3 separate regions of the Homo sapiens genome follow, and regions 1 and 3 are each linked to region 2. The links are chromatin contacts, found by Hi-C or POLR2A ChIA-PET in ENCODE. All regions are on one chromosome and are shown on one strand. The core of a region is the stretch at or near the end of the contact, and the rest is flanking DNA. Distances in the headings are between cores, read along the strand shown.

Region 1 (2,709 bases), core at 104-2,603, 760 kb after region 2:
TAAGTTAAAGTTACTCCCAAACATCTCCCAATCATTTGTCATCCCTCTTCAAGTTTTTTCTTCATAGAATCTATCATCAAAATTGATTATTTACTTGCTTTTTATTTTCTCCCACTAGGATATAAAGTCAACCGAAGCAGGGGCCTTATCTGTCTTATATGTAACAGTATCTCTGGCATCTAAAACAGTATTAGGCAAATAGTAAATGGCACAATAAATATTTGAATGATGAAAAATAAGTAAACTGCTCCTCTTGAATTTGCAATTTGAATTAATGGTGTCTCATTGTTAGCAGCCAATATTCTAAAACTTGACTTTCCACTCCATGCCCCTGTAACAAGTCCTGTTGATTTTCTGTCTTTGGAACCTGACTCTCTCTACCTCTTTCTCTTTTTCAGGCCATAGACTCTCCAACTCCTGCAACTGTCTGGAATTTCTTCTCTCTCCAATCCATCTCTAGTATTGATGACATAGGTAACTTTCCACAAGTCACACCATACCAAGTGCTTTACATCACCTGTTTACGTACTTATCAAATGGCAATATAGATTACAGATATATATATAAACACACACGTATATATCGGGTATGTCTACTTGGTATTTTAGGGGAAAAAACGGGTGCTGATACATAGATGGAAGACATTTTCTGATTCCAATTTGGGAAAAATAGTCTATCTTTGGTCAGGTCTTTTTTTTAATAGCTTTACTGAGGCGGTTTTCTAATTTTAAATAATCAAGCATACACAACAAACAGTGTAATGACTAAGGTTCTTGGCATACCATAGGAAACCATAACCCGGCTCCAACCCACACTGCCATTCTCATCTCTACAGTCTCATTCCCGCTTGCGTTCTCATCACCCAGCACATTACGTCAGGGTATGTTTAACACTCAAAAATCCACAAGTCTGTTCTTGACATGAATGAGAATCTCATTTCTTTCAAAATGCTATAGTCTCTAGTTACAGAAGGAGCCTGATCAAAACAACCACCAAAAGTCTTCCACTCACAGCAGTTCGGAGCCGAAAAGTTGCGGAAATGAGGCCCAGCAACGGTCCCTGGCTTTGATTTGCCAAAATGCTCTGGAAGCCGCAGCGTCGGCGCCTGCCCACCACTGCTTCTTCAGGGGTTTCTTCAGTTTGACAAATTACCAGCGAGTGATATTTCTTGGTGAAAGAAAAAAATCACAACCCTAGAGGAATAAGGTGGCAGGGAGAGTGTTTTGGCCAAGATGCCCGCCACGAAACAGGAAAGCGGAGACAGCGCCAACTGTAACCACTAAGAGAAAGCGCAAACCGCACAAGACCAGTTCAAAACCAGCGCCCTCAGGGAGCCGCTTCAGAGCTCCGCAACAGGGAAGACAGGAAGTCCCGCCCCTCCACAACAGGAAGGGCCGGAAGTCCCGCCCCTCCACTCCGGAGGCTGCCCTCGCTGCGTTCCCTACGAAGGGCGGAGCAGGAATTGGTGTAGGAAGGGGACGGGTGTTTCCTTGTTCGGAATGGGGTTGGCTCCTCTTTGATTTTTTACTTCTGGTGACCCACGCAAAAGCAGTCCCGACCTGGTTGTATTAATAATAAAGGCTGTAAGGATCAGCCTTTTGAACGGTCCAGCCGAGAACTAACCACAGAGCGCGTTTTAGTGGAGTGGTACTTATTTTTAAATAAGGTAAAAAACGATTATACTTCAGTAAAGCTGTTTAGAAAAAAAAAAACTTGGCCAAAGATGGAGAACTCTTCCTAATTTGGTATCAGAAAATAGGTCGTCTATGTATCTGCACCTTTTTTCCTTATAAAGTGGCAAATAAATGTGTCTGCTATATTTATTGCCACTAAACAAGTGTTTATGGAACACTCACTGTGTGTTTAGGCATAGTGGGGATAAAGCAGGGAAGGTGGCCCAGTTCTTTGCGGGTGAGGATCAGAGCTAGAGATTAACTGGAAAGAAAGAATAAACAATCATTTATTACAGTTGTGAGTGTTTCTAAGATAAAATACAGAGGTTTGTGAGAGCATAGAGAGGCATACCTTGTTTTATTGTGCATTTTATTGTGCTTTGCAGATACTGAGTTTACTACAAATGGAAGGTTTGAGGCAACCTTGATGGAGCAAGTGTATGGGTGCCATGTTTTTCCAACATCATGTGCTCACTTTGTGTCTCTGACATATTTTGGTAATTCCCACAATATTTCAAACTTTTTCATTATTTTTGTATCTGTTAGAGTGATCTGTGTGATCACTGATCTTTGATGTCACTACTGTAATTGTTTTGGGGGACCACAGATCATGCTCATACATTATAAAATGGCGAACTGAATCTGTTACAGGTAGTTAGGCATGAGCAAGGCAGGAGAGGGCTCTCCCCTGCCACCCACCCACTAGAAATGTTGGGTGATGGTTCAGCAATTATCACATGGCCTCTCTAAAAATGAAAATTTGGCAGCGCCAGGGAAAGGCCATTTCCTGATGGCCCACACCTGTTAACATCAAAATGTTAATTGAATGCAGGCCCCAGAGAGAAGCAACTTCCTGGGCATGCCGGTTAAGAGACAAAAGTGATGAAGTATGATTTTTCTGATACACTCCACCGGAAAAAGGAAGAAAGCCTCAGATGGGCATGTGTATAAATCCATAAAATCACTGTGTGTGCTCACTTCCCAAGGGTAAAGAGGGCTCTGAGCATGCAGGGAGCCCATCCTAAGATCATGGTTA
Region 2 (2,930 bases), core at 275-2,774:
TATATATATATATATATATAAAGAAAATAGAGTTTCTTCCCCCAAGGAGCCAATAATAAATACAGCAAAAGAGGTAATACATCAATTCAGTCTTAACAAATGCCACAGAAAGCTAGCATGTTCCATAGAGTAAGGAAAGGTAGATCACAACTGATTGATACGATCAGTGAATGACTCATGGAGAAGGTAGCATTTTAGCATTTAGGGTCTTAAAATGGGCTTGTTTCAAAAGTTATTATGACATGAGTTACATGGAACATTTTATATTTGCTAATTGGGTAGAACCCGCAATTCAGCAGGTCATTTTCAATATTTCTATGTGTTGCTACTAATGTTAGGGAAAGCTTATTTGAGCAGCAGAGTGAAGACTACAACCCCCATTTTCCACTTTAACCTAATTTTCTTGCCATTATGCCACACTACCTTTCAACTAGTAAAGTATGGGTTATCATATTACTGTTTATATTTTTTCACTTGCCAAATTTTGGAGTCTATCGAAAAATCACATTAACAAAAATAAACCTCCCATCTCCCACTCAGAAAAAAAAAAAAAAGCAGATGAGCAAAGTTGGCAGTGGATTCGCTTTCAAACTATTACTGAACAACATTCAAAAATTCTAATAATTAACATTTCTGAACACTTACTTTAAGCAAGGATCTCCATTAAGCACCTTATAAATGCATCACTTCATTTAATCATCACAACCGTCCTAAGAGGCAGGCTTCTTTTTTTTTTTTTTGACTGAGTCTTGCTGCTGCGGGTCTCGGCTGGAATGCAATGGTGCGATCTCCGCTCACTGCAACCTCCGCCTCCCGGGTTCCAGCAATTCTCCTGCCTCAGCCTCCCAAGTAGGTAAGATTACAGGAGCCCGCCACCACGCCTGGCTAATTTTTGTATTTTTAGTAGAGACGGGGTTTCACCATGTTGGCCAGGCTGGTCTCCAACTCCTGACCTCAGGTGATCCACCCCCCTCGGCCTCCCAAAGTGCTGGGATTACAGGCGTGAGCCACAGCGCCCGGCAGAGGCAGGCATTATAATTAATCTCTTATACAGATGAAGATGCTTAGGTGCATGAAATTAAGAACTTACCCACTATCACCCACGGAAAAAGAGAAGAGTTGGGGTTTGAATCCACGCAAGAGCCCACGCCCTTAATCATTAAGCTACCAAGATATAACTCTGTAGATGGGAAACCATATCTATTAACTGGCTCTGGAATTTTAAAAGGCAATTTTATAAGTTACAAAAATAGATATGGATAATTATTTATTCAATGGAGCTGACTCACAATTCAGAACACCCAATGTGATTTATTCTTTGGTTGGGGAAACAATTATTGATCCGGTGTTGATTCATGTTCTGGAAACCACATGAAAATACCTAAGCAGCCGCAGATGCTGAGCGGAGCTGGGCCAAGTTGGTAAGAACTGCTGGTGGTAGGAGCTCCAGCATAGCGCACAGGGCGGGCCCAGAGAAAGGCGGGCCCATTGTTGGGGGATTCGGCTTCCGGAGGAGGGGACAGCATTCAGGGGTGTACCAGGCCCCAGAGGCAGCGGAAAGGGAGACTGTGGGGAACTAGGAGCAACAGCAGGTACACTCCAAATTCTATTGACGGTTCGAAATTCCCGCTTTCTCCATAGAGATTCCTTTCTTCATATTTCATTACAGTGCTCTGGGTCCATTACAGGCTTTTCTTTTCAGACACCTCTCTCACATCCGCGGGTCCTCGGCCCCCATCCTTTATTTTTGCTAGGCCGCTAAGGACGCTAGAAAGCGATTCGAAACTCCCGCTTTTTCCATAGAGATGCTTTTCTTCTTATCTCCTTACAGTGCTCTGGGTCCATACAGGTTTTTGTCTCAGGCACTTCTCTCACATCCGCGGGTCCTCGGCCCCCATCCTTTATTTCTGCTAGGTCCCTAAGGACACTAGGATGACGGAGAGGGAGCCAGGGGACCCAGGCTTCAGGACTGAGAGTGAATTCTTGAGGGGAGGTGAGGAGGAAAGAGGAGGGACCAGAGCGTGGGGCAGGCGAGCGGCGAAGGACCAACTGTGTGGGGTAGGGGAGAGGACGAGCCCCGGGACTCAAGCCAGCAGACAGGAGGACCCAAAAGGAAACGGAACTGTCACGCTCCTGTGGGGATGGTTGAAGCCAGCAGGCAAGAAGACAAAGAAGGAAATGGGACTTTCACTTGCCTGTGGGGACGGTTGAAGCTGAGCCTTGAAGGTCACAAATCAGTCTCTGCGGCTCACTAAGGAATTTGACAAGCACTGAATCACCAGCTTGACACCGAATTTCACAGGGCAAGACCATATTCACTGAAAGGATCTTGACCTAAGAAATCAGAAGAGCAGGCAATGAAGATACCTAGAAATGAATTGCCTGGCTCTGCCATTATGGCAAAAGGGATATCATGCAACGATAGCAAATGGAATATTAGTGATGGTTTTACAAGGAAATAACAGGGTCTTCTTTGGGGGAAGGAGTTGAGAGAAAATCAAGCTCAAATTTAAATGCATTTATTTCAAGAGCCAGATTCTGAGACAAAACCCTAGTAAAACCTTTTTTATTTAAAAGGTTAGGTACCAAAAAAAAAAGGTGGGGGTGGAGGGAGTTTCCATTAACTACTTCAGATTACTATGTAGCACTATTAAAGAATAACAGTACTATCAAACAGCAATTATTTTTAATTTTACTCCAAAAGGAATTTTACTGTATCATGGGAGGCTATTAACAAATATTTTTCTGCTGTAAGGATCAAGTTTTAACTATTTAAGGGATTTTATATGTAGTTGTGCTTGCATATGTCATACATAAGATAATAATTCGAGATAATAATTCAAGAAACAAAATATACAGCCAAAAATCTGAGATTTAAAAACCATTAATAATTGCTAATGCAAAATATTTCAAAAGAAGAAAATGAGATA
Region 3 (2,771 bases), core at 25-2,524, 730 kb after region 2:
TACTAATACAAGAGATAATCACATAATAAATCCGCAGCCTATGAACTAAAGATACTGTTTGGGATAGCTTCTCTGACATAACTGACATATTATAAATTCCTCCCTATGACTCGCAGAAGCCATTTTCTGCAATGGCCAAACTTTGTCACACCCCATCCCCCTTATAGCAAATACCACTAACTTTGGGGCCTTCAGAGTATACATAACAGTACTTTTCTCCTTCCTGAATTCCACAAACATATAATTAGCTGGTCACTTTAATTATACGCTATCATGTATTGTTTGCTAATAATCTCTTAGACATTATTTCTGTCAAAACAAATAAGAGCTGATACATTCTCTAAGTAAGTGTCATCTGTTTTAACTTTCCCTCTTCCCCACCAACCTTACACATTATATGCAAAAACCCAAGGTCAAAACACGGTCCAAATTCCAGAAACCGCCTTTATTATGCTTTACCAGTAAGTCTTCTTCACTGAACTGTAGTTGCTGTAAACTTAATATATTTAATTTCTTTAATGGAAAAATATCAAAAGCAGATGCCAAATCTGATGCAACTAACTGACAAAGGAAACACAAATCTTGCTTACTTTCACTGAAACTTTTTATAGCCATCAGATGTCTGCACTTAAAATGTTTAGTTCCTATGCCCATTACGAATAAAACAAAATTCTGTATTTCAACATGTTTCAAGCCTCAGAAGTTCCCAGACATCCTTTTCTGAGTCTGGTGTGATGCAATAATTTTTCAAATGTCATTTAAAAAAATGGGCCAGGCTGCAGGGAAAGGACCATGTCACACTCTCAGCATTCAAGCCTCAAAGGCTCCGGGGCACGAAAGGCTCTTACAACCGGTTAAGGACGGCAATGGGCTCCTTCGGCACGACTCCCGGAACCCCACCCTGGGCCAGAAAAAGGCCAGGGGCGCGGAGCGTAGGCGGAGGGCTGGGGTTCTAGGGATCTAGAAAAAGCGCGAAGCCGGAGGGCGGCGCCAGGGCTCCTCGCAGACCCCAGGGCCGCGGGACGGTGCCGGCTCGTGGGTCACACGCACCCAGGAGGCTCCTGGCTCCCGCGTGGCGGCTGTTCCAGCACGCCCTCCGACCCGCAACCGGACCCTCCAGACATCAGACTCAGTGGTCCCCCACCTCCGGTCTCCCACCTCAGGACGCAGTTCCGCGGCGTCCACCCGGCCCCCTCCCCTCAGTCCCACGCAGCGGCTCAGCCATACCCACCCCGGCTTCTCTGAGTTCAATCCAGCAGCAGCTCGAGCAGCGGCTCCGCCCCTCGGTCGGAGCCATAGAGACGTCGGCTGCCGGCCAGAGTGGCCTCAGACCGCAGCGTCGGCCGAGAGGACGCCGGGATACTGGCCAGCTCCAAGTCGAAAGGAAGCGACGCATGAGTTGTTTGGTGCGGTGGGTAGATACCTCGAGTTTCTCCTCGCCCACCGTAGGCCCCGACCCCTAAAAAGGAAACTTTTGGGACGTCAGAGTGAGAGGAGAAAAGTGTCTTTTTAGTTTAGTTTTGTCAAACCTGAGGATTCGTTTTTCAGTTTAGCCGGAGCTGTGCCGCAAACGTAGCTGCCGACATCCCCACGACGCACCCAAGTGGTGGCCCGGAAGCTGGGGATAGAAAAGTGGCCTCCCCGAATGCCAGGCACACAGGCCTTACTACCAGAAGCTTGAGCTGGGAGCCTCGGCCGTCGCATCTCTAAGGTGCAGCGATACGGCCAACTTCCTTCCGCGAAGCCCTCAGGGTGGGCAACGGAGCTTTTCACCAGACTGAGGGACCGGGCGACCTGGCCGACCGGCGGCTCCTCACCGCCCCCTTGGGGATTTCTTGATAATTCTTTGCCACGATGCGGGCGGATGTTGTGGAGCTACTGTTTGTAGATCGCAGTAGCGTGACAGCACTTAATCATGACTACTAAATCCTCAGAAGTCGAAAAAGCAAGTCCATACAGAATAGTTTGACCCTAATTAAATTGCGCTTACAAGATACAGTTTGTTTACTGGGACTTTGGCTAGGTCCCATCCCGTCTCTGCCTCAGAGTGGTGGTTGCTCTTAGCACCAAGGAAATACCAGCTTGACATTTGACTCTAGGAAGCACAGGCCCAAAAGAAGAGGCCCAAGGAGGGACATTCTTCTTTCCCTTTCCTACCTACAGTTTCTCAAACCAAGTGTCAGATGGAAAGCAAGGGGTGGTATCATCGTAATTATACAGTTGACCATAGAAAATAAATTTCAATCTCAAAGTAAACTCCTAGGCCACCCCCAGAATCTTAGAGTTTCTCAATCATAGAACTCATTTCTTGTCACAGTCTTGGTTCTTAGCCAATGTAAAACACCCAACTGACAGGGAAAATTAAACACCTTTTAACTCCCACACACCTTAAATGAGAATTTAAAGTATCTTTCAGCAAATGTATTTATAATTTTGAGTGCTTTTAGCCATGTTAAGGACAAATTTTCTCCTTCTGAATGCAGTAATAATTTGGCATTACCCTTTTGGCAGTGTGGTACAAAGTCTTATAATCTAGGCTTTATGGAGCTATTGAGGAACAACATAGATGGCTTCATGCAAACCCAAACAATGTAATAGTAGTTCTTTTCTCTGTAGTCGGTCTACTGCCTGTAGATGTTTATTCCTTTTTTTTTTTTTTTTTTTTTTGAGACAGGGTCTCCCTCTGTCACCCAGGCTGGAGTGCAGTGGTGCAATCATAGCTCACTGCAGCCTTGACCTCCTGGGCTCAAGGGATTCTCCGGCCTCAGCCT

Evidence for each region. A loop is a pair of places that touch in the nucleus more often than their neighbours do. ChIA-PET counts read pairs that join two places held with the same protein, here RNA polymerase II (POLR2A). Pooled maps may share reads with other maps.
Region 1: a loop to region 2 is called in a pooled map, with 5 times the contacts of the local background. The contact joins the promoter of C5orf34 here to the promoter of CCDC152 in region 2. A Hi-C loop is called at or near these places in 5 of 50 pooled maps.
Region 3: a pooled map shows a loop between it and region 2 (7-fold over the local background). The contact joins the promoter of TMEM267 here to the promoter of CCDC152 in region 2. A Hi-C loop is called at or near these places in 2 of 50 pooled maps. POLR2A ChIA-PET finds 5 or more read pairs at or near these places in 2 of 52 experiments (BJ and CD4-positive, alpha-beta T cell).

Annotation. Positions count from the first base shown.
Region 1 is chr5:43,513,795-43,516,503 of GRCh38, forward strand. It overlaps C5orf34 (chromosome 5 open reading frame 34), which reads right to left and starts at 1,354. Exons shown (of 13, transcript NM_198566.4): 1 at 1,012-1,354. LOC124900190 (a long non-coding RNA gene) reads left to right here. Exons shown (of 3, transcript XR_007058764.1): 2 at 399-2,709. RefSeq lists an enhancer at 962-1,121.
Region 2 is chr5:42,755,294-42,758,223 of GRCh38, forward strand. CCDC152 (coiled-coil domain containing 152) reads left to right here and starts at 1,525. Exons shown (of 9, transcript NM_001134848.2): 1 at 1,525-1,592. RefSeq lists enhancers at 1,580-2,081, 2,082-2,581.
Region 3 is chr5:43,482,591-43,485,361 of GRCh38, forward strand. TMEM267 (transmembrane protein 267) reads right to left here and starts at 1,275. Exons shown (of 3, transcript NM_022483.5): 1 at 1,232-1,275. C5orf34-AS1 (C5orf34 antisense RNA 1) reads left to right here and starts at 1,329. Exons shown (of 3, transcript XR_007058763.1): 1 at 1,329-1,411. RefSeq lists a silencer at 1,130-1,360 and enhancers at 1,306-2,149, 1,415-1,604.